Linked DNA regions of Mus musculus: region 1 is linked to region 2. A link is a loop called in an ENCODE intact Hi-C map of the cell type or tissue named here. Cell type or tissue: left cerebral cortex. All regions are shown on one strand. Links, peaks and the distances in the headings refer to the core of each region. The heading gives the core; the rest is flanking DNA.

The links. Hi-C counts contacts between places; a loop is a spot of excess contacts. Peaks named below come from ENCODE experiments on the same cell type or tissue, not always from the same donor. Only the 100,000 strongest peaks of a DNase experiment are listed, where the experiment ranks them.
Region 1: a loop joins it to region 2, with 3 times the contacts of the local background. A loop is called at or near these places in 10 of 42 quality-filtered maps.

What each region holds. Positions count from the first base shown.
Region 1 is chr10:74,840,751-74,857,615 of GRCm38, reverse strand. No RefSeq gene overlaps it. Among named protein-coding and RNA genes, the nearest start is that of Gnaz, 120 kb to the left of the region's middle. In left cerebral cortex, for the core only: a CTCF peak has its summit at 9,072 (motif pointing right); a DNase peak (open chromatin) is centred at 9,067; H3K4me3 peaks cover 315 bases.
Region 2 is chr10:74,470,422-74,487,286 of GRCm38, reverse strand. Pcdh15 (protocadherin 15) reads right to left here. Exons shown (of 37, transcript NM_001142742.1): 24 at 5,110-5,250; 25 at 967-1,079. Among named protein-coding and RNA genes, the nearest start is that of Gm40691, 340 kb to the right of the region's middle. In left cerebral cortex, for the core only: no CTCF peak of the experiment used is centred there; DNase peaks (open chromatin) are centred at 6,342 and 7,252.

The sequences.
Region 1 (16,865 bases), core at 6,407-11,406, 370 kb before region 2:
TTGGATCTTTCTGTGGTTTAGGTATCAGAGTAATAGTGGCTTCATAAAATGAGTTGGGTAGAGTACTTTCTACTTCTATCTTGTGAAATAGTTTGTGCAGAACTGGAATTAGATCTTCTTTGAAGGTCTGATAGAACTCTGCACTAAACCCGTCTGGTCCTGGGCTTTTTTTGGCTGGGAGATATATGTTTCTTTGTCTGGAGCCAACTGCTCGGGTGCAGAGCAGTCCACTCCAGCAGCTCCGCCTCCGGTGCCACCCTTCTGCCCTGGCCCACCCCACCCTACCCACGTGCCTCCTGTCAACCAACCACTACTGGAGATCCTCTTATTGTTTCATGTTTCTATAACTTATTCTATACCAGTTTTGGATATGATAAGTTAAAAATAATTACTTTTCTGCACATCAGAAATACTAACCTTTTTCAGTCCATACTTTTCCTGCATTATGTTTTCCACCTAAATTGGTTTGTACTGTATCAAAATAGCAATGGTAACATGAATGGCGTAGGTTGGGTTAGGAGATGTACGTACATTTAAATGCTTATTTAAATCTGAATACCAAATGAATTTGCCACATGGAGCGACTTTACCCCCTAAGTTTAAAGGGATGAGATTTCTTCTTAAAAATTTCCATGAAATTCTTTAAAGTTACCAATCACTGCTTGAAGCTCTTTGGCTCAAATATCAGATATTTTGTTCAGTTTCTCTTTTTTTGTGCAGATAGGAGTCTGAAAGTCTACACTGATAAGCATTACAAGAAGCAAATCTGCACTAACAAGTAGACTGTTTCAATCTTTCTAAGCTGGATTATCCAGCACATTTATTTAATAACAAAGAGCCCATGCGTATCCCTTCCTGGGACACTAGACGGTAAGCTTCTCCACTGATCGTCGATACTCATAAAATAGCTTTAAACTCGGATTTAAAAATGTTTCACAACCACTAATCCCTGTAACACCTCAATAGATAAGGATTATAAATGGTATTTTCTGAGAGCGGGAGACTATCCATTGATGCCCCCAAATTGCCAGAAGTAGAGCGAGCCTAGGTAATGGATTTTCTCAGCCCATCACGGGATAGCCCTCCCTCTAACCAACGCTGCACAACACTCTCAGCAAGCGTCGCCCTGGCCGGTCAATCTGTGGTTCTGTTTCCAAACAATGACCATTCAATGCCTTTCTCCAAGCCAGACAATAGTTCAGAAAAGCAATGGGATATTCGAGAGAGATCAAGGGGTGCATGCTTGTAACGTTACTTTTTGTTTACTTAAAGGATTTACATATACCTGTGTGCATGCGTGTGTGTGTGTGTGTGTGTGTGTGTGTGTGTGTGTGTGTAATGTTTAACTAGCCATTTAGAAAAAAAATCTTCAGTATTCACAGCTGTGTATACCAGTTATTTCAATTTTTCATGTAGTTATCACAGCAAGGCAGTTGTTACCGGTCCCTGTGATCTCTGTTGAAAGAACTTATGTAGGATACAGAGTACAATGCAGAACACTGACAGAGTTTCTAGTACAGCATCAGAATGGACCAAGGCCACAGGTGGTCATATGCTGTTTTCTAATATCACTAAGACAGCCTTTCCAAGGGATGTTTTCCCATTCAACTCTTGGCAGGCCAATTCTGATTTCCCCTTCAGAGCTTCTGGGAGACAGTAATCTCACAGTCTTCCCGACTCTTCAGAAAGTCATGACCTCCACCCATGTGTCACCACCGTGGATAAAAAGCAAACCTACTGTGGTAGGCAGTGAAAACCTTCTATAGTAGGGAGTAAAAATGGTAAAAGCAACTTGTTTAAAATCTAGAGAGAAGCATGTGAACTGTACCTAGAAATACTGCCCACATTTTATAGAAGAGCCTTTGGCCAAAAAGTAAAGAAATACACTTCTTTAGTAAAATGTATAGATATCCCCATATTTTAGCATATTTTAATTGTGTGTTTGTTCATGTCTGATGCAGAATTCTTGTGCCACCAAGACGTTTTCAGCATGTCCTGTGTAATTCTTGGGTCTGTAGAAGTGGTAGTTTTACTCTCACAGTTAGGTCATGGTATTCAGGGCAGTTAAGATTGTCCAAGCATGACTAAATCACATAAAACAGATGGTTGCTAAATGAATAGGATTCATGCTGCGAGAGCCAGATGAAAGCATGCTATCTTGAATACTATAGAAGGAGCCACTTGGCAGCAGTCTAATGAAGGACACCCTCTGGGAGCAGCTGCCAAGGCCACCAAGGGAGTTGGAACCTCTATTCTATATTACAGGAATGAAATTATTTTTTTTAAAAACTTTTATTTATTCACTTCACATCCTGCTCACTGCACTTCCTGCTGGTCACCCCCTCCAACAATCTTTCTGCCTACTCCACCCCCCTCCCTTTTTCCTTTGAGAGGGTAGACGCCCCTTCTGGGTATCTTCCCACCCTGGCACATCAAGTCTCTCTCTGTGGGGCCTCTCCCACTTAGGTCAGACAAGGCAGCACAGCTAGAAGAGCATATCCCACAGACAGGCAACAGCTTTTGGGATAGCCCCTACTCCAGTTGTTCAGGACCCACGTGAAGACCAAGCTGAGCATCTGCTATATGTGAACATGCTATTGGGGCTTAGGGGGTAGAGACTAGGTCTCTGAGAGCCCCAGGGGTCTTGGTTAGTTGACTCTGTTGGTCTTCCTGTGGAGTTCCCATTTCCTTAGGGGGCTATAATTCTTCCCCCAACTCTTGTATAAGAGTACCCAAGCTCCATCCACGGTTTGGCCGTGGATGTATTTATCTGAATCAGTTGTTGGGTGGAGCCTTAAAGGACAGCCATGCTAGGTTCCTGTCTTCAAGCATAACAGAGTATCATTAATAGTGCCAGGAATTGATGGGATGGGTCTCAAGTTGGACTGGTTATTGGTTGTCCATTCCCTCAATCTCTGCTCCATCCCCGCCCCGTCCCTACATTTCTTGTAGACAGGATAAATTTGGGGTTGAAAGTTTTGTGCATGGGTTGGTGTCCCTATTGCTCCACTCAGGTTCCTGTCTGGCCACAGGAGGTGGCTTTTTCAGGTTTCATATCCCCATGGTTGTGAGTCACAACTAAGGTCAACCCCATTGGTTCTTGGGTGCCTCCTGTCTTTGTTAGGGTTTCTATTCTTGCACAAACATAATGGCCAAGAAGCAAGTTGGGGAGGAAAGGGTTTATTCAGCTTATACTTTCTCCATTGCTGTTCATAACTAAAGGAAGTCAGGACTGGAACTCAAGCAGGCCAGGAATCAGGAGCTGATGCAGAGGCCATGGAGGGATGTTACTTACTGGCTTGCTTTCTCTGCCTTGCTCAGCTTGCTTTCTTATAGAACCCAAGACTACCAGCCCAGGGATGGTGCCACCCACAAGGGACCTTCCCTCTTGCTCACCAACTGAGAAAATGCCCCACAGTTGGATCTCATGGAGGCACTTCCCCAACCTAAGCTCCTTTCTCTGTGACAACTTCAGCCTGTGTCAAGTTGTCAGGTTGTCCAGTACACCTCTCTTATCCCAGGTCTCTGTCTCATTCTGGAGATGTGCCCCCCCCACCTCTTCACCCCCCATGAATTCCATTCATTTTCATCCATCTAGCTGTCTCTACTGTCCTTCTCCACACCTGATCCAGAGTCCCTCAATCCCCTTCCTAACTCCCCTCCCTCCATCTGCCTCTTATGACTATTTTATTCCCTATTCTAAGTGATATTCAAGCATCCTCATTTGGGCCGCCCTTCTAGTTTACCTTCTTTGGGTCTGTGAACTATAGCACGTGTATCCTGTAATATCAACTTATAAGTGAATACATTGCATGCATGTCCTTTTGGGTCTGGGTTACCTTGCTCAGGATGATATTCTCAAATCTCATCCATTTTCCTGCAAAATTCACGATGCCTTTGTTTTTAATAGCTGACTAGTAAGTATTCTATTGTGTAAATGAACTACATTCTCTCTATCCATTCTTCAGTTGAGGGACCTCTAGGCTGTTTCCAGTTTTTGGCTATTATGGATAAAGCTGCTAGGAACAGAGTTGAGCGAGTGTCTTTGTGGGATAGTGGAGCATCTTTGGTATATGCCGAGGAATGTTATAGCTGGGTCTTGAGGTAGAACTAGTGAAGCTATTTTGATAAAAAAACAAAAACAAAAAAACAAGAAACAAAAACAAAATCAAAAACAAAAAAGTGGATTTCTCTTCAAAGTCTCCAGAAGAAAATAGACCAGCTCAAACCTTGATATTAGTTGGTTGAAACCAGAACAGGAAACCCAGCCATGTCTTAATTACCAATAGCTGGTAATATGTTTGTATATTTTATCGATAAACAGTTCACTGGGATAAGGCATTGAACAGCATCCTGTTTTCAGGAGAGAAGGTAGCAAATCCAGGGCCATCCCAGGCAGCTTCTCCCTAACCTCAAAGACTGACTACGCAGGAGGGACAGGAGCAAGCCTTAAGCTGTTTCAAGCCGTGACCTGTTTCAGGCACAGTTGTCCTAGCTCAGGAGATGGCAATTTCATAACATTCTACAGCTATTCTTTATAGCCACAAACAAAAACAGTGAGAGAATCAAGCTAGGAGAAGGGAACCTGGAGAACTGTATAGCTCATGTTTGGGTTTCCAACCGAGACCAGAAATCTGGACGGACGCTCATGTGAAATTTCTTTCTTTTTTTTTTTTTTTTTTTTTTTTTGGTTGAAATTTCTTATTTTCAAAAAGACTCTATAAGACAAAAAGGAAGTTGGAAACATTCATTTCCCTACCAGGAAGAGTTTTTTTTTTTTCCAGTTCCAAAGATGCCATTTGGTTTTCTGTGTTTTATTTAAGAACTTATTCGAAAGCAAAACAGAAAATTGAAAGAAATGAGTTAGGCCATATGGCCATTATTCTAAGGGAATAGACAACTTGTGACTACATGGGAAGTCACTATAGTCAGGTCACTTCTAGAGTCCCTTGGAAACGACTATACTTGATCATACCTGGGTGATTTTAAAGGCTAGATATAGCATAGGGCTCCTATTATCCTGTGAGCCTCCAGGACTCTTAGCCACCTAGAGCTTCCATGAGTATATTACTCATGCTCCACTGTGCAGAACTGATGGATTTGCTGTGTTGAGAACACAGGACCGATACATTTAGCATAAATAATGGATTATATTGTGTCATAAACACAAACTCCCAAGCCTCTGCTGGGCCTGTGCCAGTGACTATTAGGTTGGAGAGGGATAAAGAGAGGGAAGCCAAACGACTCCACCCGAAACGTTGCTCTGCAATGTTCTTCACTGCCCTGCTCCACTTTAAAGGGGCACATTTATAAATGACAAGTGATGGGCTGGAGAGATGGCTCAGCGGTTAAGAGCACTGATTGCTCTTCCAGAGGTCCTGAGTTCAATTCCCAGAAACCACATGGTGGCTCAGGACCATCTGTAATGGGATCCGATGCCCTCTTCTGGTGTGGCTGAAGACAGCCGCAGTGTTAAAAAAAAATGACAAGTGACTTAGTTAATGCAAAACCATGTCGCTCTCTAGCTGGGAACTTACTACCCTAAGAGCAGCTTTGACTACATGTGGAAGGGCACAATCTTATGTATGGTAATATGCTTGTTAAAATGTAAAATAACTCCTTTATGGTACTCATGTACTGTGAATTATGATTTCGGCATTACTTTACTCCATGAGTGGCATTGACTGTACTGGAGTTAAAGACCATCTGAAATTAAAAATAGAGATTTGATTATTTAAGGAGTCACAGAGGAGTTCAGTACAACTAGAAAGTTAGCGAGATACTACATCTTCAGAAGCCCGAATGACCTTTTCTCTTTGATGACCGAGCTATTAAAGTAGACTCGAAGTTTTTGTGTAGATAACCTCCGCTGAGACACACAGTACTCTGATCTCTTTATGACTCTAAGAACATTAGAGAAGCAGCTCTTCTGCACGTTTTCATGTGTCCAATTGATACACCCAGACAAAGACGCTGTTGAAGAAACCAACCACACGATGCCCACCTCGCAACACTTGCACTTACAATTAGTGCTCACGAGTGACGCTTAGGTGCTGGAGGCTCTTTGGCCGGCAACAAACCGTACACATGGACAACACAGCAAAAGCCACCAGAAGTGCATGGGACTCACGCTTTAAATTAAGTTAAACTTCACAAGTCCCCCGCCCCCCCAGGTATATTTTCTTGCTTTTACTTTTAATGATTGTTTTTCCCCATACAGTATAACTTGTGCTTCCCACATCTTGGTTTTCATTAATAACTTAAAGCAAAACAGGAGAGGTCCGTATAGTATAATTTGGTTAGACAGTCTTGGTTAGATTATAGTTTGCTTTCTATAGACTGATGGCAAGGCCCCATTGCCAACGACAACCCCCCCGCATAAGTTGTGGAACATGGAGAAGTCAAGATGGTGCCCACCTAGAGCCTAGATGTGCTAGATTCTTTACTCCAGGAAAATACGCTGTATTCTTTCAAAAAGAAACATAATTAGCAAGTCAGACACAAACCCTTTATCTACCACGCTGTACTATGGAAAGTCTGCTCATATGCCAAGGAAAGAGTAACACAGAGGCTTGTGGTGACAATCAACCAACAACTGATCTGATTTAAAGCCCACTCCACAAGGTGGGGTCCATCCCCAATGTTGCTTGGGTGACCAAGAGCCCAAGTCAGGGACCTAGGAGAAAATCAAATGCCACTGTTCTACTAAAGGAACGTAGCAACAAAGTGACTCCTAATGACACTCTGCTATGCTCATAGGTCAGTGCCACTATCAGAGAAGCTTCCTCTTGCAGCAGATGGGAACAAACATAGAGACCCACAGGCACACAACAGGCAGAGAGGGAGTGACCTCAGAAGAGTCAGCCGGAAGCGGGATGTCTCCATCAAATCTCTCCTCTCGGGGCTCAGGGAACCCTGTGGAAGAGGAGACAGAAGAGTGTAAGAGCCAGAGGGAATGGAGGACATCAAGGAAACAAGGCCTTCGGTATACAAAAGGACCCACAATGACTGTGGTAGCATGCAAAGGTATTTCTCAGGTTTTTGATGGATCACAGATGGTGGGCGTCCTAGAACTGAAAGGAGAAGAGGACACATGCCCCATCTCTAACCCAGAAGCTACCTCCAATGGAGAACTATCTGCAAATGAAGCTTTACTTTTTCTCCAAGGGAGTCTCACTGGGGAAACAAGCTACTCTTGAAGGGTAGGTGCCATGTGCAACCGCAGATGGCTGAGGCAAAACAAACTCAGCATCTTTGGAAGTTTTTTGTCTCATAATGATGTCAGGGCATTTTTTCTTCAATTTTATCTTATTTTAATTTTTATTATGTATGTATTGTCTCTCTTTTTACCTCACAAGTCCTTTATATATCCCTATATATAGATATTCATATTAATTTCTCTATCTATCTATCTATCTATCTATCTATCTATCTATCTATCTATCTATCTATCTATCTATCTATCTATCTTTCTATCTCTATGATGCTATGATCCATCCATCCGTCTGTCTGTCTGTCTGTCTGTCTGTCTGTCTGTCTATGTATCTCTCTATTATGGTTTAGTGTTTTTATCAGATTCCTTACTATGTGAACAAGTTGGTTTCTGTGTCTCTGTATAATTCTTGTGCCTTTTCTTGGGCTCTTTTTCGTCTGTTTGTTTGTTTGTTTTGTTCTATTCTGATGTGTTAGTTTTTGTTTTGTATTATTATATTTTATTATTATCCCTTAAAAGGCTGCTTGCTTTTGAGTGAGAGACAGAAAGAGATTGATCTAGAAGGAACTAGGAGGAGTAGAGAGGGAGGGGAAACCAATGTCAGGATTTGCTATATGAGAAAAAAAACCCCTATTTTCAATAAAAGGAAGAACAAAAAAGGAAAGCTTTTTATGACCCAGATGTCATAATGTCCCTACTTAGGGATATTTATCTGTCTACTTCCTGTTGTCTAAGAAACTGAAATAAGAAAAAGATACTTTAATGTGCACAGAAACAAGCATATTTATGGCTTCCATCCTACCACGGGCCTCCTTAATGAAACTAAAATAACTATGTCACTAAAAGAAAGAATTGGAAGGTCTTGTGAATGGTACCCTGACTCTCTTCCTTGGCTAAACTTTGCTAGCCTGTCAATAGACTGTGGCAGGAAAGGGTTATGTAGGCCTTCATGCTACATGGAAGATTAACTTCCTCCGTTATACAAAGATATATTCCAGAAGCCAAGAATTCATATGGATTCCCACCTGAAGCCGGCTTATATGTCGACAGAATGAAAACGTGAGTAGAATGCCATGATAGTCCCATTTTTTTTTTGGGTTTGTATTTTTGTTTTGTTTTTGTACTTAGTTGAACTCTCTTTTATGGTGTAGCAAGTGGCATACATTTAAAAAGAAATATTCATGCAGCTGATTAAAAAAATATTTAGTCTTGAAATTTAATCTGGTAGCTTGCATTTGGTGAACAAATGTGTACAGCATCTTTTTTTTCAATCAGGAACTCTCCCTTCGTCTAAATGAATGTATTTAAAATGCACGAAATTAATAAGCATTTGTTTCACACATTTCAACGTAGGTTTCTTCCTACATTTCTTTCATTGTCTCATTTTCTCAGAAAGGAAACTAGCAAAGTTTAGCCTCCTGTACTCAGCTAAGACCCTGGCTACACGGAATTTACCAAATGTTTCACAGGAGGAAGGATGCTCTGAAAGAATTGAATTCTCTTTCTCTTCTCAAGATCTAAAATCCTCTTGGTGTTAAAGAATCAGTGGCCGATATTCACAGAGACATTTTCTTCTGGGCAACATCACTTAGCTAGGAACTTTTAAAACATTAGGAGCTAGAGAAAACAAGCATAGATTTCTATTCTTTTGGTAAAGAGCTTCGGGAAAACCAGCCTCCCTATATAAAACCAAGCAATCGTATGATGCACTCTCAATGGGAATGTGTAAGATACAGAAGTTTCTGGCAACCCACCACGACCTGGTGTTAGTGTTTTTTTGTGCTTCGGTACTGCCTATTGTGTGGGATCTGCATTTGAATAGTAGCTCAACTTCCATCAAACAGCAGAGGGCGCTCCAACATCAGTCTGCTTTCTGTTCTACTCGGTTCAGTTTAGTCATAAAAATTAACCCTTAAATGTGAAAAAATTCCCAAGTAACATAGCACACACCCAAATGGGTACAATTGATCAAAGTTTCAAGGAAGTGTAGCGCTGAGTCTGAAACTTGTCTTTGGGGGAAATTGTTAAAAGTCTCTGTGACACAGAAGAACGGACGTCACTTGAATACAGAGCTGGTGTACTGTTCTAGCTTAGAGCAATGGAATCAAATAGAATCATCGGCACAGTTTGCAATCTTGCAGGGTGGCCACAGGAAGGTCACTCCTTGGTTTGTTTTTGCCGAACTTATTTTCAAAGTTGCTTAGCCTAATTTGATACAAGATGTATACAACCATTACTTCAATAGTGATATCAATGTTCCGGAATATTAGCGTGTGATTGTAACGACGGAAATATTGAATGGAATTATTTTTAAGAGCTGAAAACTTAAAAATCTCAGTATGTGACAGATGAATCCATCCTCATGGATCGTGATAAACACCAAGAGACTAAGACATCACTTTTCATGTCTTAAGGATGTCTTAAGGATGAAAACGGGACTGGAGAGGTGGCTCAGCACTTGAGAGCACTTGTTCCTCTTGCAGAGGATCTGTGTTCAGTTCTCAGCATCCACACGGCAGCTCACAACCACCTGTAACTCCAATTCCATGGGGTAAGATACCCCTGTCTTCTGCAGGTGTAATATACTCATACACTTCGGGCAAAACTCTCATACCCATAATGTAAATACAATTTAAAAAATGTAAAAATCCAGAGTGAAAATGTAGAAAAAACAGGCACACTCATGAAGCAAAATCATAAAATTAATTTCCAGAATTCTTCATAATCATTCATTATGATGATCTGTCTCCTGTCAGGGGTCCTTATTTGATATGTATCTTATTTCATACTTATTTTTATCCTGCTTTGTGTATTTAATTTTTATAGCAATATTTTTCATTCTTTCCTTTTTCTTTTTGTATGGTTTTTATTACATTTACATATATCATGACAGTATATTTAAAAAGAATACCAAATTAATGTATATAGCATGAATATAAAATTTCTACATTTTATTCCTCCCACAAATTTTGCAATGGATATCACAATTTTCACCATTTCTGTTCTAAATTTTATTTGTTATTTATAATTTGTTTATTATTTCCTGTTATGTGGTCTATGATAAGCTGAAACTCATAATCTTTCACTGTTTAAGTTTTTCTGCATTTAGAACTTTAAAGTTCTGAAAATTTGTTTCCTATTCTAGCATAAAATAAAATAGTAGTTCAACAAATTCTTAACAAAGCTCTTCAAAACAATGAGTAATTGTGTTTGGAAATGCCAGAAATGCCCTTTCTCAATAATGAACACTCGTTCTTCACAAACATCAACACTTACTTTCAGTTTTGAAACTCAAGAAGAAATGGTTCGTTTCAGACTCTCCTCTGCAAGAGCATCGACGTCTATGGTGTAAGTGCAGTCATCTTTGTCCTTGATGTCTTCCTGACTGTAATTTCTGAATCTCCCACATACTGCTTTGATCTTCTTCTGTGCCCAAGGAGAGAAGAGAACATCTGACCACCAGCCTTCACACAGTGAGTTGTTCATATCAGACATGTATGTGTGCCATATGTCACAGATGGTGTCTTTGCTTTCTCCATGTTGTACCATTAAAATCCAACCTGATACCCTCTTACAATAAATTCTTGCCATGTGGCTGACAAAAAACAGGTTATGAAATAAGCAAGATTTAGCTATGGCAACTCTTGTGACTAAATAGTGAGTCCAAACCCCAGGCATATGCTATGCATTCATAAAAGACTCACATTTAAATACAACAAAACATCTAAAAAGAAAGATAATCATTATAAGTTCCAGGCATTTCTGTTGCATATTCACAGGATGGTTTATTTCAAAAGCATCCATAAATTGCCAATAAAGTAACATCTGAGGAATGTCAGGTCATGTGACATTTGCAGTCTTTGTATGGAGAAACAGACTTCAGAGTCCCAGATATCTTAAAAGGAGCATCAAACAGATGAAGCCAGCTTGATACATAAGGAAGTACTGGAAGCTGAACGAAGATGAGACTTCATTGCCCTTAATGTGCACTCCAGGGACTTGGTCCCTTAGTGAACCCCACGGGGAGCCTAGTACATACCCAAGATAAAGGCTGACTGGCAGAAGGTTGGCTTAGAGAGGGGAGCTAGTTCATCAAGCATTTCTAGATAAGAGGAGTCCCTGGGAATTTGACTGTGAGCTGGCGGTGGGCATGTTGAGGGTCCAGTAACAGTTGTCTTTAGATCAACGTCTGTCTGGAGGAAATGAAGGGAGGACTGTGCAAGGGAGGAAGTGAGGTGGAGATGGAGGCTCAGTGGGACCTCAGCCAACTTTGGTAATAGTCACATTGGGGTGGTCCTTCACAGTCATCCTATATGGTGAGATTGACAAGTATATCACACTCCTTAGGGATTATTTATTGGATGCAGGATAATCCTGAAGGAGCAGATAATGTAGGCAAACATGGGGAAGGTGTCATTCAGGACCACTGGCAGACTGGCACACATGCAAATATATATGTTATATATATAATACACACACATATACATTATATATGTATACACATACACATACAATACACATCATACATCATATATGTATACATATATGTAAACATATTCACACATACACATATACATCATGTATGTATACACATATAATACAATACACACATACATATATACATCATATATGTATATACATACAATACACATTCACACATACACATATACATCATATATGTATGCACATGTAATACAAATATATATCATATACATATATGCAAACAACAGCAATAAATGAAAAAAGAGGCCACAAATCTAAAAGAAAACAAGGAAGTGAATAGGAAGTCTTTCAGGGAGAAATGGAAAGGGGAAATGACTTAGTTATATTATAACCTCAAAAATAAAAGAAAAAATGGGCAAAGTAACAGAGAATTCTCAACAGAGGAATCTCCAATGACTGAGAAGCACCTAAGGAAATGTTCAACATCCTTAGTCATCAGGGAAATGCAAGTCAAATGACCCTGTGATTCTACCTCACACCCATCAGAATGGCTAAGGTTAAAAGTGACAGCAGATGCTGGTAAGAATGTGGAGAAAGAAGAACACTCCTCCATTGCTGATGGGATTGTGAACTGGTGCAACCACTCTGGAAATCAATCTGGGGATTCCTCAGAAAATTGGAAATAGCTCTATCTGAAGATCCAGCTAAACCACTCCTGGGCATTTACCCAAAAATGCCCCACCACACCACCAGGACACATGCTCCACCATGTTCATAGCAGCCTTATTATACTCACAGACAACAGGAAGCTTAACAAGAAGGAAGGCCCAAGTGTGCATACCAGAAACTCACTTAGAAGGGGAACAAAACTCACTTAGAAGGGAGGCAGAGGGAGGAGGAAACTGGCTGGGAGAGGGAAGGGGAAAGGAAAAGGAGGGACAGAATCAGTCATGGGGAGAGGCAGGAGGGATGCCAAGAGGGCCAGGAGAATGAATTGAAATATGCAGCAGTGGGGATAAGGGGACAGGGGGACCTTCTAGAAAGTCCCAGAGACCTGGGATGCAAGAGGATACCAGGACTCAATGGGGATGACATTAGCCAAAGTACCTAACAGTAGGGAGATGGAAGCTGAAGATACCACATCCGGTAAATAGACATGGCCCTCAGTTGGGATAGGGGGCTACCCACCCATCTTCAAAATTTTTAACCCCAAATTGTTTCTGTCTAAAGGAAATGCAGGGACAAAAATGAAGCAAAGACCGATAGAAAGGCCATCTAGTGACTGACCCAAATTGGGATCCATCCTGTGTGTGCACACTAAATCCTGACACTATTGCTGATGGCATGTTGTGCTTTCAGACAGGAGCCTAGCATAACTGTCCTCTGAGAGGCTCTACCTGCAACGGACTGAGACAAATGCAGACACTTACAGCTAACCATTAGATTGAGGTCGAGGACCAGTATGGGAAAAGTTAGAGGAAGGACTGAAGGAGCTGAAGGAGATTGCGGTCTCATAGGAAGAACAACAATGTCAACTAAGGCAGACCTCTCAGAGCTCCCAGAGACTAAGCCAAAAAACTAAGGAGCATTCATGGGCTGGTTTGTGGCCCCAGGTACATATGCAGCAGTGGCCTGACCTGTGTGGCCTCAGCAGGAAAGGATGTACTTAATCCTGTAGAAACTTGATCTCCCAGGGAAGAGGGATGCTGGTGGGGTGGATAGGCTGGTGGGGGTAGGGGTGGGGGAGCACCTGCTCAGAGGCCAGGGTGGAGATGGGGTGAAGAACTTGGGGAGGGGGACTGGGAAAGAGGACAACTTTTGGAATGTAAATAAATAAAATCATTTAATAAAAAAAGTTAAATAAAAAAAAGGCAAGTGGTTTGAGCTCACTATGGCAAGCATGCATAGTATTTTGTGTATGCAATATAGACTCTCATGGTATTTTATTCTGTAAGTTTTATTTGTTCTTTTGTGTGACTTTAGACTTTACATTTGCCAATGAGATTCCTTTTGATAATTATTTTTAGAATGCATTTTTTCTCTGAGTAATGAATTTGTAAGTGAGAGAATAATGAAGGATAATGGAAAAGAGACTATTTCATTAGATCAGAATAAAGCATTTTCATACATTAGAAGGTGGAGAGGTTCTAGTCCAAGCCAGGGAGGCTTCCCAGCAGAAACTGGAACGAGCATCCTCTGCCTTGGTAAGTGCCTGAGACAAGGTTCTACCAGCTCCCGGGTGAAGACTCACATATCAGCAGTTAGTCTTCTAGGTAAAATAACAATTTAGAAATGAGGCTGAAGCCAAGCAGTGGCGGTGCATGCCTTTAATCCCAGCATTTGGGAGGCAGAGGCAGGTGGATTTCTGAGTTCGAGGCCAGCCTGGTCTACAGAGTAAGTTCCAGGACAGCCAGGGCTATACAGAGACACCCTGTCTCAGAAAAAAAAAAAGAAAGAAAGAAAGAAAGAAAGAAAGAGAGAAAGAAAGAAATGAGGCTGAACTTGGCTTCTCTGGCACCTAAAAACTGTCTTTTTCTAAGTTACTTGAATCGCTGTACAAAGATTAAACTGAGAGCTGAAGATAGTGGCACATATAGATTATACATTTTTCTCAATATCTGGTCCTTAGTAGAGCTAAAAAGTCATTAGCTATTTCCCATATGTGATGAGGAATATTGGAACATTTAAGGATGGCTCATATTTTGAGGCACTGTCAGATATGAAATACAATTCTAAACGGCTTTTAAGTACTGTATCTAAATGCTGTCTCATTGAAAATGTATATCCTATGCTATAACCTCTCCATTACTTTATAGCATGATTTAATATAGATTGAATAGTAATATAATATAAGGCATTTGCTATATATTGTATACTATCCTCATCATATAGACAAGGAATGAAATAGTAAAGATTTTCTAACAATGATAATGCTTTTAGTGGATAACCCTGATGGCTTTGATTACAGCAACCAAAGTTGAGATTTAGGGACGGTTCAGTGGGACCTCAGGTTTGGGAGGTTTGGTCTGAGATGCTTTTGATTGTGTGGTAAAGCAACAAGTTGCAGTAGGAATATGGGTTAGAGCAAGTCCTCACCTCATGATCCTCACAAAAAGAAATAGGAAGGACTTCATCCCTATGTTCCCCTGAAGGACCTGAATTTAATCACTAGAACAAGTCCACTAGTCCACTCTTACAGGCTTGCTAACGAATCTGCTGGGGAGTCTACTTTTGTCAGGTTGTGACACTTTTGAGGGCTGTTTAGGTCCAAACCCCACTCCAGACCAAAAGCCCACCCAAATCCTTGGTGCTTGGGAACATGAGATTTGCTTTCGTTGGTCCTTTCTCTCTAATAATGAAGCCGTTCATTATTTAAGAGTTGAGACTGCCACTGGCTACACTCTCACCACAAGCTCACACAATTAAGATAACGAATTATTGTGCTTGATTTAAAAAGCTAGTGGTACATGTGACATTATTGAATATGAGATAATTATTAAAAGTGTTGGTTGTTATAAAAATTGTTATTTGGCAGAGCAACTGGCCTGCCAATAAGGAGAAATTACCTAAAAGGAGTAGGGTCTGGGTAGACATTAAAGACAATTGCAAGCATATCAATATTTTATAACCTCAGATCTTGCATTTTAGTATATCATTACAAACCAACACAATGGAAATCCTGAGGTCTAAGAACATACAGGGAATCTTTTAAGAACAACTGAAATAAAGAAGGGGACAAGTGTGTCCACAGTTGTGCCCAGCAGTGAGCTACCCTTGCTCCATGTGACTGAAGAGCTGGAGCAGAGGGAAGTCATGCAGAGAAACATAGCCATTTCTGTAAATGAAACACAATGCATTTGAAACTATGGACTTCACACGCCTTCCATGTTGTACTCTGAAATCATGAATAACTTAGGGGAATTGACTAAGTAAAGCATCCAGGTGAAGTTCAAATCAGCCAATCTTCTAGTTCAACTTGAATATTCACATATAACCTCTTGATTCATCACATGGGATTAGCGTCTGAGCTAGCACCACACACTCAACCTTTATGGAAATGTCTATGCTATTCACACTGGATATAGAGGTTCCCTACTGATAGAGCATCTGTCCAAAGCCATAACTTAAAACAATAAAAACATATTAACTAACTCGACAGAAATAAGAATGGCATAGGTGGATGGTTCTGTCTTAAAATATTTCCAAAACTGAGAGCAAAGTGGAATACTTGGAGTTTACCAGAAGATTTCTTTATACCCCCATGCCATTTCACTCTGCACAAAAGTCCTATTTAATTTAGGAAGGTTATAGAAGTGATGGCCATAGGACTTTCCTGGAGGTCTGCCACTAGGTTAGTTAGTTACAAGTTAAAAATGTATCTTACTGAAAGTCCTAGCCAGAATCAACACTGCTGGCTCGATTAGAAGACTTCAGCTTGCAAACCACCTTTATCGTGTGCAAATAGTCTTTGGATCTAATTTTCACATAAAAAATGAAAAGGAGTTGATGGTGATCTTATCAGCCAGGACTGAGAATTAATGTTTTGACATGGAATAATTAGTTTGTTTCCTTGGCCCTCTAGACTATTAACACTATTAATGCTAAGCGAGAAGTGTCAAAGGGGGGGGGGCTTTCTAGTTTCATTAATGTAGTGATAATTTAAAATCAAACAGAAAACTTCTGATGTTGAGAATCAGACATTCTGACCTCTAAGATTCAGTGCCACAAAGACATGGACCTATCATCAGAAGGTTCCATCACATGGTAGAGATACAAGTTAAGCTTAATCCCTACCTATTTTGGGGGAGTTTCCCTGCTTTCTTATTCTAATGGGAATGTGTACAGTAGCTAACATTGTGTATAACCTTAATCAGCTTTATTTTTAAAGTCCTCATTTTTTTTCCATTCCACAGCCTACTCAATATAAACTCTAGGCAGAACATCCCACCGGGACTGTAACCCTTAGGATTCAAACCATTTGACAGTTTGGCCTCATAGCTTCAGGAACATAGATTGGCTCTAATTTTAGCACCTATTTTGGATCCATCAAACTAGAAATGGCTGTTGTGGTGGTTTGAATAGAAATGGCTTTCATAGGCTCAGATATTTGAATCTGTAGTCATCAGGGAGTGGAACTGTTTGAAAGGATTAGAAGGATTAGGAGGTGTGACCTGTTGGAGAAGGTGTGGCCTTCTCAGAGGAAGTGTGC
Region 2 (16,865 bases), core at 5,281-10,280:
AGATGATAATACTGAGTAAGGCTCAAGGATGGTAGATATTTCTGATGGTAACAGAATTATAAACAATAAACATATATATGCACATTACATATGTGCATATGAACATCTGTGCCTTATAAGGAGAGTTCACAAAGAGTTTATTTTTTTCCATGTGAAGACATAGTAAGAAGGTATTTCTAAGATGAGACCAAATAGGAATCTTAGCTTGATTGTGCTGGTACCTCAAAGAATCTTGCATGGCCATGACCACTGAAAAAATGAATTCTAGGGCATGTCCACTTAGCTTTCATTTCTAAGTGTCCTGTTTAATGTTAAATTTTAAAAATGAAAATATTCTGCTTCATGAATAATTGAGGTTCATACCACGTCTGAATATGGATTAAAAACTTAACCGTGAGTCTATTAATGAAATTGATAACTTAGAAATCAAAAACACAGCCAAGCACTTGGTGCCAGCAAAAGAGCAGATGTGAGAAGCTTCAGACCTAACAGATATTTCCTAACACTTGCCGACGTTCTCTCGGCTGTCTCAGTTCATTGGTTATTCTGAATTATTTTCCTGTCACTTGATGAGTTGAAGGTGCCCTTGCTATAATATATACCAGTATTCAGAAAGACACCGGATGACTTGGGAAGTGTTGCTGTAGATCATACATCACAGGTGGAGGTCATATTGTACTGGCAACAATGGAACTAAAAATCTGTTTTTCCCTGTTGGGTTCATTATTTACAATTATTTAAACAGAGCTTCTTTATGATTTATAAGGAATCAGGTGTTCACTGAAGCATTGCTAAAGTGCTTCATACTAAACGTTAATTATGGTAAATCTTTAAAGGTTTCATTCTAATTTTAAAATCAAGCTAGGATTGTAAAACCAACATCGCTGGTAAATTCAGATCAATTTTGAGAGTTAACTCTAAAGCACACTAAAGCTTGGTGTTTTAAAGCCTGATGGGAATTCATACCTGTATTCCTCTTGGGTGAAGCGTGGGATCTCTCCAGGATGTAAGACAAGAATTCTCACCGTGGCACTGCTGGACATCACAGGTTCGCCGTCATCAAAAGCCACAACCACCAGCTAAAAAAGTGACAGAATCCGCATACAGATTATAAACAGGAGAAAATGCCAACCCTCACTCTATCAAAGATCTTGTTATTTTATTCTTGGTTCCACTTTTGGGAGTTAGTGATCATTTCCCTACTCCCATTAAGGAATGAGATAGTGTGTTAGAATATGCCCTATCCTATCGTAATATTCTTAAACAACCTGCTAGGTAGTGTCATCAAATGAGTTACTAACTCTAATAAGAAAAGACAACTTCTAGTAGAGTATATGGTTCATGCTTTATCTATGCAATTCTAAATGGTTTTCTATATTCAATGCTGCCTAAAAGAAAATAATATATACTTTTTTTATAGTACCAACATACTTACTTAAAAGGTGTTAAATCCAGTGGTATCAGCAGCAAAAACATAATTAGCTTACTTGTAAAGAGAAATTAATTTTTCAATGAGTTTTCTCACACTTTAAAGAGCAGAGTGTTTCTCTCTAGAGAATAAAATTAGCAATCTTTGTAGTTTAACACTTTGTTATATAATCTCTTAAAAACAATTAGCCCAAATAGAGCCAAGATCACTTAGTACACAGTGGGAATTATTCAAATACATAATCTGAGAGGAATTTTAGTCCCATGAGGTAATAGCTACACATTATTAGTGCAATATTAATTGGTCCTTTTACTAACCATAACACACAAAGAAGTGTTCTAATATTTATGTTAAAACATTTCAAACATTTTTCACAGAGGTGTATATTCTTGTGAAAATTAGAGTTGAGGTAGAAATTTAAAGGTTCTTTAAAATCAATTGTATCAGGTAGTGTTTTGCTGGGGCAAACACATGAAGAATGTTTTCCTGAAGTGGACACAGGTGAAAAGATGTTTCACCAAGTCAGACTTGTGAAGGAACGTTTTGCTGAGACAGACAGCGTGAAAGGTTGTCTTGCTTAAGCAAGCATGTCAGAGGACAAGTGATGAAGGAGTCTTCGCTACCGACACACATGTATTGGTGCACCTTATATTGTGTAGTTGAACTCCATTTGTCCTGACTCCATAGAGAGAAAAGCCCCAAAAAACTTCTGGTGGTGTGCTGGGGCTTTGGGCCAATTAGCAGAGTGATGTCAGCTGAGACAGACTCACATGGAGTGTTGCTAAGACAGACTCACATGCTGAGACAAAACACGTGGTGAGGCAAGACCCATAGAGGACACGTGATGGCTGGAGGGAGTATAAATAGGACTCAATGGACTGTGAGAGGGCCTTGCTTATAGAGGTAGTGGTGCAAGGCTTCTTGGTCTCCAGTCTCATCTGATCTTTGCTTCATCAAGAGAGGCAGAGCTGAGAACTTCTCCTGGTGCTCCACATGGTTCTAATTCCCCTGCTGACTCTTGCCAATTCAGCTGAGGCCTGGCTGTTCCTGCTTACATCATGCCACCACTGCTGCTATCCTGACACTACTGAACTGGACTGCTGGTAGATCCATAAAATGTTTGCTAGTGGATCAAGCTCTGGCTGGTGAGCTGTGAACTGAAATGCTGATTTCCTGACAATGCAGACAAGATTTGCTCTAAAGAACCATTTCTAAATAGGTCCACTTCCTCCCTAGCATAATAACCTTTTCTTTCTGGTGGGTGATGGGTTAAGACATTTAAGGACCATCATTAAAAGGAGGCTTTGAAAAAGTTAAAGCTGCATATAGCTTCTTTTTTATTATTATTTTAATTTCCTCATTTACATTTCCAGTGCTATCCCAAAAGTCCCCCATACCACCACCCTCCCCCCACTCCCCTCCTCCCCCAATCCCACTTTTTGGCCCTGGCGTTCCCCTGTACTGGGGCATATAAAGTTTGCAAGTCCAATGGGCCTCTCTTTCCAGTGGTGGCCGACTAGGCCATCTTTAGATACATATGCAGCTAGAGTCAAGAGTTCCGGGGTACTGGTTAGTTCAAAATGTTGTTCCACCTATAGGGTTGCAGATCCCTTTAGCTCCTTGGGTACTTTCTCTAGCTCCTCCATTGGGGGCCCTGTGATCCATCCAATAGCTGACTGTGAGCATCCACTTCTGTGTTTGCTAGGCCCCGGCATAGTCTCAGAAGAGACAGCTCTATCTGGGTCCTTTCAGCAAAATCTTGCTAGTGTATGCAATGGTGTCAGCGTTTGGAAGCTGATTATGGGATGGATTCCCAGATATGGCAGTCTCTAGATGGTCTATGCTTTCGTCACAGCTCCAAACTTTGTCTCTGTAACTCCTTCCATGGGTGTTTTGTTCCCAATTCTAAGAAGGGGCACAGTGTCCACACTTTGGTCTTCGTTCTTCTTGAGTTTCATGCGGTTAGCAAATTGTATCTTATATCTTGGGTATCCTAAGTTTCTGGGCTAATATCCACTTATCAGTGAGTACATATTGTGTGAGTTCCTTTGTGATTGGGTTACCTAACTCAGAATGATGCCCCCCAGGTCCATCCATTTGCCTAGGAATTTCACAAATTCATTCTTTTTAATAGCTGAGTAGTACTCCATTGTGTAAATGTACCACATTTTTTGTATCCATTCCTCTGTTGAGGGGCATCTGGGTTCTTTCCAGCTTCTGGATATTATAAATAAGGCTGCTATGAACATAGTAGAGCATGTGTTCTCCTTACCGGTTGGAACATCTTCTGGATATATGCCCAGAAGAGGTATTGCTGGATCCTCCGGTAGTACTATGTCCAATTTTCTGAGGAACCACCAGACTGATTTCCAGAGTGGTTGTACAAGCTTGCAATCCCACCAACAATGGAGGAGTGTTCCTCTTTCTCCACATCCTCCCCAGCATCTGCTGTCACCTGAATTTTTGATCTTAGCCATTCTGACTGGTGTGAGGTGGAATCTCAGGGTTGTTTTGATTTGCATTTCCCTGATGATTAAGGATGTTGAACATTTTTTCAGGTGCTTCTCTGCCATTCGGTATTCCTCAGGTGAGAATTCTTTGCTTAGCTCTGAGCCCCATTTTTTAATGGGGTTATTTGATTTTCTGGAGTCCACCTTCTTGAGTTCTTCATATATGTTGGATATTAGTCCCCTATCTGATTTAGGATAGGTAAAGATCCTTTCCTAATCTGTTGGTGGTCTTTTTGTCTTATTGACGGTGTCTTTTGTCTTGCAGAAGCTTTGCCACTTTATGAGGTCCCATTTATCGATTCTTGATCTTACAGCACAAGCCATTGCTGTTCTATTCAGAAATTTTTCCCCCTGTGCCCATATCTTCAAGGCTTTTCCCCACTTTCTCCTCTACAAGTTTCAGTGTCTCTGGTTTGATGTGGAGTTCCTTAATCCACTTAGATTTGACCTTAGTACAAGGAGATAGAAATGGATCAATTCGCATTCTTCTATATGATAACCGCCAGTTGTGCCAGCACCATTTGTTGAAAATGCTGTCTTTTTTTCCACTGGATGGTTTTAGCTCCCTTGTCGAAGATCAAGTGACCATAGGTGTGTGGGATATAGCTTCCTAATACAAAGTAACACAGTGCAGATTAATGGATATTTTTTCCAAATTTTCTAGGAGTATTATTTGCTTCTGCAGTTTACCTGTGTGTACTTATGCTTGTGAGCAGGCATAAGATGAGACTCACACAAGTAGTTTTAGAACAATAGAGTTACTTGCTGTAAGAAATAGTAGTAGCCTTTATATCTACTATTGTGGCATTAGAAACACAAAGGAAAATATAATTGTTTACTTGCACAGCGGAATGCCATATAGACATTAGAATAATAGTATTAACTGTGTTGATCAGTATGGACAGTATATGATTAAATACAGATTGAATATCATGATTATTAAAAGACATAGACTCTATTATAGGATCAAATAGTAGCATCTGTTTATGCCAACCATAAAATACTAGCTGACTTTTTTATTTTAAAGTAGGCTCTCAAATTTCTAGGAGAAACAATTTTAAAAAATTAAAGAGGAGAAAAGTAGAAAGGAAAAAAATCATATTGATAACCTTAGGCAGAATGCTCAGGTTGAATGTCCGATAGATGTCTCAAACAAAATGGCACACTGACCTTGAAAATCGTAGTAGGCTCTTCATTAAGATTGACGCGGGTTACTACTCTTCCAGAATCTTCCTCTACATCAAAAATACTGGCTGGGTATGGAAACTGCACGTCGTCCACTCGATACCTCACCCTACTTGCAGGCATCCCCTGAAAAAGGATAATTGATCGATCGGGATGACTGGAAAGGGCACCAGAGGAGATAAACTGATTCTCACAATGAATGGCTTTGCAGAAAAGAAAAATTCCATACACTAAGAGGTAAAATGCAAGAGGTATTTCTTTCTGTGCACAACTCAGTCTGAATCAATGAAGTGTGCTATAATAAGCGTCAGTAAAATGATTTCTGTGTGGGAAAAAATTACTCTATTGCCACAGACATCTTTTGCTCCATGTCTTGTCTTTCTCTCTGAATATCTGCTGTGCTCTATTGTTTTTCCTGCCACAATTGTTTCACATTTAATTATGCTATTCTAAATCTAGAAATGCTGGATTCTTTTTGCTTATGTGAATCTCCATCTCCCCCCCAAATCCAAAAAAACCAAAAACCAAAAAACAAAAATCTTAAAAAAAACAACAACAAAAACAAACAAACAAAACCCCTCAAACAAAACAAAAAAAAAAACAAAAAACAAAACCAAAACAAACCCAAAACAAAAAAGAAAACAAAACAAAAACAACAAAAAAACCCCCATAAAGTACATTTAAATAATGGACTGATGAAGTTAGAAAATAGATATGGATTGTTTAGTAAAGTATTAGTCTTAATGGGAAGACATGTAGATCCTTAAACCTTATAGACCTATGACATCAGCTCTTGCTTTAAGCTTACTATCAACTCGTGGAAGGTAAAGGTGTTTAGAAACACATGTAATCAGTTATCCTTCTGTAGCAGTTCTCCCTGATAATTTCAATGAGACCATATTTATTTTTGATAAGATATAAAAACTAAGAGCAAAAAAAAAAGTGCTAGTGTATCTCTTTTCTGTTTCAGAAAAAAAATATAACATGAACAAAAAGAGGCCAACTCATGCTTCCTAGTGAGTTTCAGGACATTCTGGAATGCAGAGTGAGACCCTGTGTCAAAATCAAGATGGGGAGGGGAAGTGGGAACAAGAGTGAGAGAGTGAGAGAGACTTAATTCTCATGAAAGCTGTTCAAAACCTTCTGGTGTTTTCATTTGTTGTACAAATCCAGACTGTTCACACGGTGATACTCCGTCCTGAAAAGAACTCATTTAAAAATAATCTAATTTGAACTCACTATTCATTTCTGCTTCACACATTGCTATAATTTATGCTCGAGTGCCTTTGCTTTACTCCTGACTCCCACTTTCTGAATCTGTGCTCATGATTCCCTGGCTCTGTTTCAGATATGCCTCTGAGCTATTTTTATTCACCAGTTCTACCTGAGATATTATCACACATTTCTGTTTATTTATTGTGGTGGTGTAAATACCAAATATCTCCTACAAGCTCTTGTTTGGAAACTTCAGTTTTGTGAACACTCAGGCATAATTTTGGGGGTCATGGGAACATTAGGGGACAGTACTAGTCATTGACCATTGGTCTTGGGAAGGTGTATTTGAAGGCACTTTCTATCTCACTACCATTTTCTTGCCCACTGTGATACACTCACATGCTTTCTGTCATGTGTTCACATTATTATGAAGATTTGTCTAGCACAATTGCCAATGAATAAATGCCTAAATACTTTGACATTACAAGTCAAAATAAAGCATTCCTTTTTTGAAGTTATTATGTTAGGTATTTTGTAACAGTAATGCACCATTAATTAATGCATAAATTTAGTACCAGGAGAGGGGTCATTGCTGGAACTAAGCTTATTCATATGGGCATGCCATTGCAAATGCAGAGAATAAGTACCATGCATGTTAAGTTTCAGAGGAGAATAGACATTGTTATTAGAGTAGGCTATCTGTGTTATAATTTTCCCATGTCTTAAATATAGAGTGAGGGAGAACTAAAATATAATGAATTTATTAACTTAGCAGATTAAATTTAATGACAGCACAGCATCTTATCTGTGGCATGGTTACTGGTCATTTCTACTCGCCAGGCATACAATGAGAGCTGAGAGCCAGGAATGAAGCAGAAAGATCTGTGAAACACACACTTTGGCTGAAGACCAGCTCTTTCAAAGTGGTAGACAAAGAAGCCAGAGATTTTTAAATGTGAAGCACCATTAAAAAGAGACAAAACACTGGAGTAATAGGAAATGTGTCCTGAAGCCATTTCAGGGAGGAAAGAAACTCTGTTCATTGCAGTCTCTAGGAAGGAGTCTTCGACATGTGGGTTGTGACTGCTTCAGGGGTCCCTATCAGATCTTTTGCATATCAAAAAATTACATTCTGATTCATAACTGTAGAAAAATTACAGCTGCAAAGTAGCAACAAAATAATTTTATGGTTGGGTGTCAACACCACATGAGGAGCTCTATTAAATGGTAGCAGCATCAGGAAGGTAGAGAACCATTTCCCTAGGGTATAAGACTGCAAACTTACTTGGGACTTTGCTTTGAAATGGAGTTCAGGTGAATGTTATGTTTACAAAGTATAGTCTCCACCCTATCCTCAGAGACTGTTTTAGCCTTGGTTGGAGGACAAATAGCTACATTTTGAGTTGGCAAAAGAGCTTTATGGCATCCACTCGGTGCATGTATTTCTGTTGTATATTGAAAGAATATAACTATATTATTATAACTATTATTCCATAAAGACTCATAACCATGACTTTGCCTTGTATTAGACTTTTTAATGCTGCTACAATTTATTGTTATTATTTTTGAGACAAAGTCTCTCAGTGCTGTCCTAGTTGACCTGGAACTTAATATGTAGACCTTTTTGGCCTTGAACTCTCATCTGTGCCTCCCAAGTACTAGGACTAAAGGCACATGGCACCACATGCCTAGAACACTGTTAGAATTCTTATGACTATGGGGTTCCTTAAAGTTAGACTGAATTTACTAGGATTATGAGGTGGCCAAGAGACGCTGCGGGGACAGAAGCAGAATCTATACTCTGCACCTGAAATTTTCCTTATAGGCTCAGGTATTAAATGTATTTGCTTCAGGCTGGTGGCTCTGTTTGGGCAGTATGTAGAATTTGGCGTCATTACTTCACTGGTGGGCAAAAGTCACTGTGAGAATTTCCTTAAATGTTGTGCCCAGCCAGCCCTTATTCCTGTCTGCTTCTCTGCTATCTCATCTGCCATAAATCTCTCCCACATCTCCATGCCCATGAACTGCACTTCTTCACTTGCACTGCCTACCATGATGAACCAAGAAACCTCTTTCACTGTAAAGTCCATCCCTTTTCTTGCAAATTTGCTGTCATTTATTGTGGTCATAGTAACTCCTGTGCCATGTTTGCTATTTGCCATATGTGTAAGCATACAGGCTTCACAGGGATAGTGACTGTATCTGAACAGCTTGGAGGGCATTCTGCCCTGTATGCATTCAAGGAACATTTGACTGAATAAATGAATTAGAGAGTTAAAGGTTATTGGTGTTGACCACACCCAGCCACTCTGATGACAGATTTATATATGTAATGCCAATGGAATACTTTGAGAGTGTTAAAGAGCTGTTACCTCCCTAATCATTTTACATGTGAATCATAAATTCTCCAAGTGGCTGAAGGGACATCCAGCCACTCAAGAAGTATGGTACAGCCAGGCATGGTGGCACATGCCTTTAATCCCAGCACTCGGGAGGCAGAGGCAGGCAGATTTCTGAGTCCGAGGCCAGCCTGGTCTACAAAGTGAGTTCCAGTACAGACAGCCAAGGCTATAAAGAGAAACCCTGTTTTGAAAAAACAAAACAAAACCCCCAAAACCAAAAACCAAACAAACAAACAAACAAAAAAGAAGTATGGTGCAAGAGGCATGTTTATTGGAAACTGAATCTTTGCAGTTTATGTGCATTTTCTTAGACAATGACAACGTTGCTTCTTTTTTTATGAGTTGATTTTTTTATTACGTATTTTTCTCAATTACATTTCCAATGCTATCCCAAAAGTCTCCCACACCCTACCCCCCCCCACTCCCCTACTCACCCATTCCCATTTTTTGGCCCTGGCGTTCCCCTGTACTGGGGCATATAAAGTTTGCCTGACCAGTGGGCCTCTCTTTCCATTAACAATGCTGACATCAGCTTTAGCAAACAATCTGAAATTTAACTAAATATCAGACTATGTATGGTACACTTATTCTCATATTCATATCTAAAATAAGTCTAGGAGTTAGCATAAGTATTCATATTTTACAAATGACAAAGCCAGGGTTTTAAAAATGAATTCATTTCCTGAAATAGTCTTGGCTAAATAGCAAAGTCACCAGACATCTTTTGTATTTAAATGTGGTCCTTAGACCACATTATAAAATCATACAGAAAATATCCCACTAACATGTGAATAACACGGTAAGACAATTCATAAAATTAGCTTAAGGATTAAGCTGATGCTGCAGAAAAGCCCATGATGGGTCCAGGTTGTTGGAAAGCATGATTTCCATGGAATCATCATGATAAAGAGCAAGAATGTTGTATACCAACAGAGGTTTTACTAACATTAGTGTCCATTCTGTCTGCAGTTTTATTTATTATAGATATGTGGACAATGTAATATGATAGATCTATAGGCCACAAGCACAAACAAATGAGTCTTATTATGATGGTAGGGTTTCTTTGTTTTTGTTTTTCTTCTTTCACACACACACACACACACACACACACACACACACACACACACACACACTGCCAGGTTGAGATTAAAGTTCATCATGACAGGAAAATCATGGTGGTAGATTCGTGAAATGGAAACCACTGAAAGCCAAGTTTCAGTATGCCCTGAGTATTCAGGCTTCATAGAATCCAAAACTCAGTATCATCCCACACAATTCAATGGAAATAGCTAATATAGCAAAGTAAATGTAAATGTATATTAAGAAATTATAAGCAATTTCACTTTTTTATTTTGTACATTTTTTAACTTTAGGTTTCCATTCTTGTGGGTTAAATGTAGTAGGTTTTAACTTAATTATGGAAAAATATAATTAATTACTGCAGACAGTAATTGCAGAGCTGTGTGAAAGATGTTGGAAGCACACAAACATGAGGAATTTCAATGAGACTGTAATGGGCCCAAATCATTAGACTCCTATCATCACAGGACATCTCATTTAGCTTTTTTTTTATACATAATTACCAAGATATTATTTAGGCTCACATAACTCCTTTTATATTAATGTGATCATATTTTATTAGTAAATATTAAGCCCATTATCATTAAATCCAAATATTAAGTAATCTGTTTTCAGATATACAAAGTTCTTTTTTTTTCCCTCCCTGACATGGTTTCAAAAATTCTTTCTTCCAGTGTCTTTGAGAAAATCTTTGGTTTACAGTTTGGTAACTTTATAATTCACACAGAATCTTTTAGGTATGAACTAACACTAGGAATTACTAAAATGTGGTTAGTATTGTTTCTCCATTCATAACAGCTTTGTCAAATGATTTTTTTGTAATTCTAATAAAATGCTGGGATGCCCTTAAAAATGATAAGAGGAAATGTGGGTCAAATCCAATTTATTCGAACAATCTGCTTTTCATTTTTCTTCTTCTTGTTTGTATGTAACATAGATGTCTGACAGATATGACACATTATCTAATCACTATGTGTGCAGTTGTGGTATGACCACAGCTATCAAAATCCTCAGAAACATTTGCTTTGAGATTATTAACCACTAAAGTTCTTGAGGAATATTCTTAATAGAGAGAAAGCTACCTCCTCAAAATTTCAAATAACCCTGTTGTGTAGCTTTCCTGATTTAGATACATTTGCTAGTTTAAGAGACAGCAAATTCATATTTCCCTTACAAAATAGACCACATAACCCAAATATTGGGCCTGTACCAGAGTGAATAATTCGTGATCTTGTTCCTCCTTTCCTAAAATCTTTCCATTTTTAATGATAAAACAGGACTTTGGGGGGGGGCAGGAGAAATGACTTGGTGGATGTGAAAACTTGCTGCTCTTCTTGGGGAGCCACGTTTCATTCCTAGCATGCAAGTCTAGTGCCTCATAATTATCTATAGTTCTAGCTCCAGGAGAACTAATCCTCTTCTGGCCTTCATGGGTACATGCACACGTGTGTTATATATTCACCCACATACATATCAATAAAAACTAAAAATAAGTCTTAAAAACAATCAAGAATTCCTACTGGTGCTCTCATGAGGTTTGAAACATGTACAGCTTGTGTTCACTGGAGCGCTATTTACTGTATTCAGATTGTAGAAACAGCCTAGGTGTACATTGATGGATAAGCCTATAAAGATGTGCGCTATATTTACAGTGACACAGTGTATCAATGTATTGTAAAGACTGCTGTACATACAGAGTCGTAACAAAAAAGAAAATCCTGCCATTTGCAACAGTGGGGATCCACATTGAGGGCATGATGCAGACACAACTAATTAAATCCATAAGGATAAATATAACAATTATTCCTGTTTGGGGAATGGAAAAATGGGAAAACATTATCTAATTTTACTTGCATTAAGAACCTAAACTAGACAAAGGAGAAGAAGGAACAGAGGTGGAAAGGGATAGAAGGATGGGAAAGTGGAGAGCTGGTGTTTGAACATTCTAACATTTAACTATGCATCTTTTCCCTTTTCTACATGTAAGAACTTAAGGGTGGCTGAGTGAATGCATGAGAAACTATTTCTAAGGAGGGCTACATAGGGTTGGCAAAGGTTCATTCAAAATCCATTTTCTTGAAGCTCCTGGAAACTCTTTTGAGTTGATGAACATTAAGTTTGCACATAAGAGGCCATAAATATCAGACAGTATTAACATGGGAATCAATATCTAATTACATTGCTAGTGAATAGATTATTTCTTGTAGACAGGTAAAAAACAAAACCAGCCACAATAACAATAATAAATTTTCCTTGGCTTTATATATAATTTTAAATAACATAAAATAGTGGGGATCACATATGTACAGTGTTAAAGAGAAAACATTAGAAGGCTCTAATAGGTTGTCGAGCTATGTTTTATGTGTACAAACAAAATAAGGCCCCCTATATACAAGAACTCAGTGTCTATCCTCAGCCAAGCAAATATTCAACATGATACACTGTTTAGAAATTAATGGATGAATGTGTTAAAGGAAGGGGCTCATTTGCACACAGCATAAACTGATGTTAAAGATGTGGTCACCTCAAAACACCTTGAAATAAAATTAAGATGCCATGAATAACTCCAATAGAGACAATATATAAGAAGTTCAGCAGAAAATTGAGAACTGTGGAATATTTATAGGCAAATTTAACACATTTCACATAAGATCTATATCTGCAACTAAATATCATTCCTAAAAGAAAAATTCTAAATAGATAGACAAAAGTGTGATGCAAATAAATAATGACAAAAGAAAAAATGACCCAGAAGTAAGGAGAGCCAAATTATCATTGCCTTCATAAATGGATGATTAAAGCCAAGAGTCCTCCTCACAGAACGCCAAGTATCTCTTTCCGAAGACTTACTTCTTTGTCTCCTAACAAGATGGTTAGAATAAAGCATCCTACATAATATCTAATTGAATGTCTGTGAGTGAACTCCAAACCTGAAGTGTTATATTTTACCTACTGCTGTAGGAAATGCCCCTTGTGTTGTGATCTTGTTCCACAAGGCTAATTTCTACCAGAAGAATAAGACTGGTGTGAATTATATCATGGAGTGACACTTTTTAATTGATCACATACTCAGACACACAAGTCTCAAAAAGAAGATTGAAATAACACCTTGAATTCTATCTGAAGCACTACAGATTATAGCTGGGTATCAACAACAACAAAAACTATAAAAAGTTTACAAACTCATGGAAACTGACAACTCGCTACTGAATGAAAGATAGGGAAAGACAGAAATTAAGAAGGAAACTAAAACCTTTCTAGAATTGAATTACAATAGAAAAAAACCAACATACCCAAACTTATGGACGTAGGAGGGCAGGTCTACGAGGCAAGTTCACAGCATTAAGTACCCACATAAAACTTTGGAGCTATCTTATAATTGTAAGTTAGCTACACATCTGAAACCTTAGAACAGTAAGAAGAGAGAACAGCCAAAAGGGAATTGACAGTAAGAAATAATCACACTTAGTGCCAAAATAAATAAAATGGAAATAAAAATTAAAAGAGTCAATGAAATGAACAGTTGTTTCTTTGAGAAAATGAATAAGATTAATAAATCCTTAACTAAATTAACTAAAAGATGAAGAGAGATGTAATTTTTTGTTTGTTTGTTTGTTTGTTTTTTCGAAACAGGGTTTTTCTGTATAGCCCTGGCTGTCCTGGAACTCACTCTGTAGACCAGGCTGGCCTTGAATTCAGAAATCTGCCTGCCTCTGCCTCCCAAGTGCTGGGATTAAAGGTGTGTGCCACCACTGCCCAGCTGTAAATTTTTAAAAGTAGAGATCAAAAGGGGAAGATCACAACAGATACCTAGGAAATCCAAAGATTCATAAGAAAATACTTTAAAAATCTGTACTCCATAAAACTGGAAAACTTAAAATTTATAACAAGGTTAGATAAGCAATTAAGTAGTAATTAAAAGTCAGTCTCTCTCTCTCTCTCTCTCTCTCTCTCTCTCTCTCTCTCTCTCTCTCTCTCTGTTTCTCTCTCAGATAGATTCAGTGCAATTCTACAAGACTCTTAAAGAAGAATTAATGCCAATACTCCTCAAATTATTCTACAAAATGCAAACAGAAGAAACACTGCTCAACACAGACTTGAACAGTCATATATATGTATGGTGGTTTGAATTTGTTTGGCCCATGGGAAGTGACACTATTAGGAGATGTGGCCTTGTTGGGACTGGTGTAGCCTTCTTGGCGGAAGTGAGTCACAGTGGAGCCAGGCTTTTTGAGGTCTGCTAGTGTTCAAGCTACACAAGGTGTGGAAGAGGGACTCTCCTTCTGACTGCCTGCATAAGTCAGTCTCCTGTATGCTTTCTGATCAAAATGTAGAACTCTCAATTCCTCCAGCACTGTCTGCCTGTCTGCTGCCATGCTTCCCACCATGATAATGGAATGAATCTCTGAAACTGACAGCCAGCCCCAGTTAAATGTTTTCCTCTGTAAGAGATGCCTTGGTCATGGTGTTTCTTCACAGCAATAAAACCCAACTAAGAAGGTATGTATTCTCTTTATATGTGGATGGTAGCTTTAAATCATATATACTACCATCCACACAATGCTACAATCCATATAACCACAGAGATTAGGTACATTATAAAGGACTGGGCAGGGGTAGGGGGAGAACAATCTACCAAGGAAGGGGAAATAGGTCTGGAGAAGCAGGAGGGAGACTGGAATGGAAGGATTGAATGGAGAAGTGGAAGAAAGAACTAAGGGGCTAAGGGAGAGAATATGGGGAGGGACAGGTAGTAATAAGGGTCATTTTTGAGGTTATATGGAAACCTATTACAGTTTTCCAGAAGATTCAGGAAATATACTCATATTTTAAAGAAATCTAAATGCAATCACAGGCTAATAGGAGGCAAAGCCCCAACTATACATCTATTTCCATTTAGAGAGACCTTCATTGCTAGGAATTGTTTACATCTAATTTAGTTATTGACCAAAGAGATCCCAAGGAACCTCTCACCCCCAACCCCAAACAACTCAGTCTATGGCCAAGGCTATTGTTTGTTCTTCAAAAACTGAGAGTAAGGCCCCATTGCTGAAGACGACACTTCCATACCTTATTGAATATGGAGATGATAAGCTGGTGCCTAAGAAGAAACTTTCATCCCTGTTGACATGGTACTAGCATGTGCTTTGCATATGACCAGAGGAAAATGTTAAATACCTAAAAAGCTATGAACTCTTTGATCTACATTGGTGGTCTGCCTGAATGATATACTGGTACAATAGTTGCATAAAGGTTGAGGGTGTAACCAACCACTATTTGATTGGATTTAAGGACAGTGCTCAGCAGAGTTTGGTAGCTGAGAACATGAGACTAGATAGGCCATGGACTTTGGGGGAAATCAAAATACTACTGTTCTGTTGCTAAAGGATCATAGTAAGGAAATGACTCCTAATGACACTCTGCCATACCTATAGATCAATGTCTTAGTCATCGTCACAGAAGCTTCCTTTGACAGTTAACAGGAATTCAGAGACCTACAACTAGACATTGCACAGAAAATAAGAGACCTTGGCATGCCCAGTCCTAAGTGGTGTCTTCATCAAACCCCCACCCTCAAGGCTCAGGGATCTTGGCAGAAGAGGGAGCATTAAGGTTGTAAGAGTCAGAGGGAATAGATGATACCAAGAAAAAAGTTTCTTCTAGATGTAAGAGCACTGACACTCATATGAACTCACAGAGGCAGTGGCAGCCTGCACAGGTCCAAGCCAGGAGGGGTCCCAGTGCTGAGAAGGGGAGTGGGCATAGCTCATATCCATATCTAAGAAGCTATCTCCAATTGACAATCACTTGCAGAACAAGAATAGTGTCTCCACTAGAGTCTCATGGGTCTAAAAACCACACTTAAGGCCACATCTGTGCCCAGCAGTAGATGGCCAACACCAAATGAACACCAAGCTATTTCTGGAGGCTTTCTGTCTCATTGCTTTGTTTGGATAATTTTTACCTTAATAGTCTTTTGTTTGTATATTGTTGTTTATAATCTATGTTTCAATTGTGTGTGTGTATGTATCTGTGTCAGTGTGTGCATGTGTGTATTTGTGTGTAAGTATGACAGAGAGAGAGAAAAAAATGTATGTGAGTGTATGTATCTGAGTATATGTGTGTGTATGTATGTGAGTGAGAGTGTGTATGTGTATGTATGTGAGAGTGTGTATGTGTATGTATGTGAGAGTGTGTATGTGTATGTATGTGAGTGAGAGTGTGTGTGTGTATGTGAGTGAGAGTGTGTGTGTGTATGTGAGTGAGAGTGTGTGTGTGTGTATGTATGTGAGTGAGTGTGTGTGTGTGTATGTATGTGAGTGAGAGTGTGTGTGTATGTATGTGAGTAAGAGTGTGTATGTGTATGTATGTGAGTGTGTGTGAGTATATGTATCTTTATGTGAGTATGTGTGAGTGTGTGCATGTCTGTATGCGTGTGAGTGTGTGTGTTCCGTGTGCTGTGTTTTTCTTTTTCTTTATTTATTTTGCTTGTTTAATTGGCCTGTCTTTTTTTTTTTTTTAAGAGAGAGAGAAATAAGACATGGAGTTGGAAAGTGAGGAGGTAGAGAAAATTTGGGAAAACATGAGTGAGGATAACTGTGATGCCAATATATTATATGAAAGAAATGTATTTTCAAACAAACAAACAAACAAACAAACAAACAAACAAACAAACATATCCCTTTAACCTTGATAAGCTTGACAATTTCTAAATAAGACAGAAACATTTTCATCTGTAAATTAATTGTAGTATTGATTGCAAGTGAAAATAGCAACAATGAAATTGTTTTTAGTAACTTACAGCTCATGACACATTACGTCAAACATACCATTATAGTGCTACATAACATAATGTATGTCCCAGAGAGGTCATACATGACAGATACTTAAAATGCACTGATAAATCAATTTAAAAATACGAATCATATTTACCTTTCTCATAAAACCTTCCTTGGGTTCTCATTTTTTTTTTTTTTGCCTTCAAATCTAATTATACTCCACTGTCATTAAAAAACCCCACCCCCACCTGTATAAAACACCATA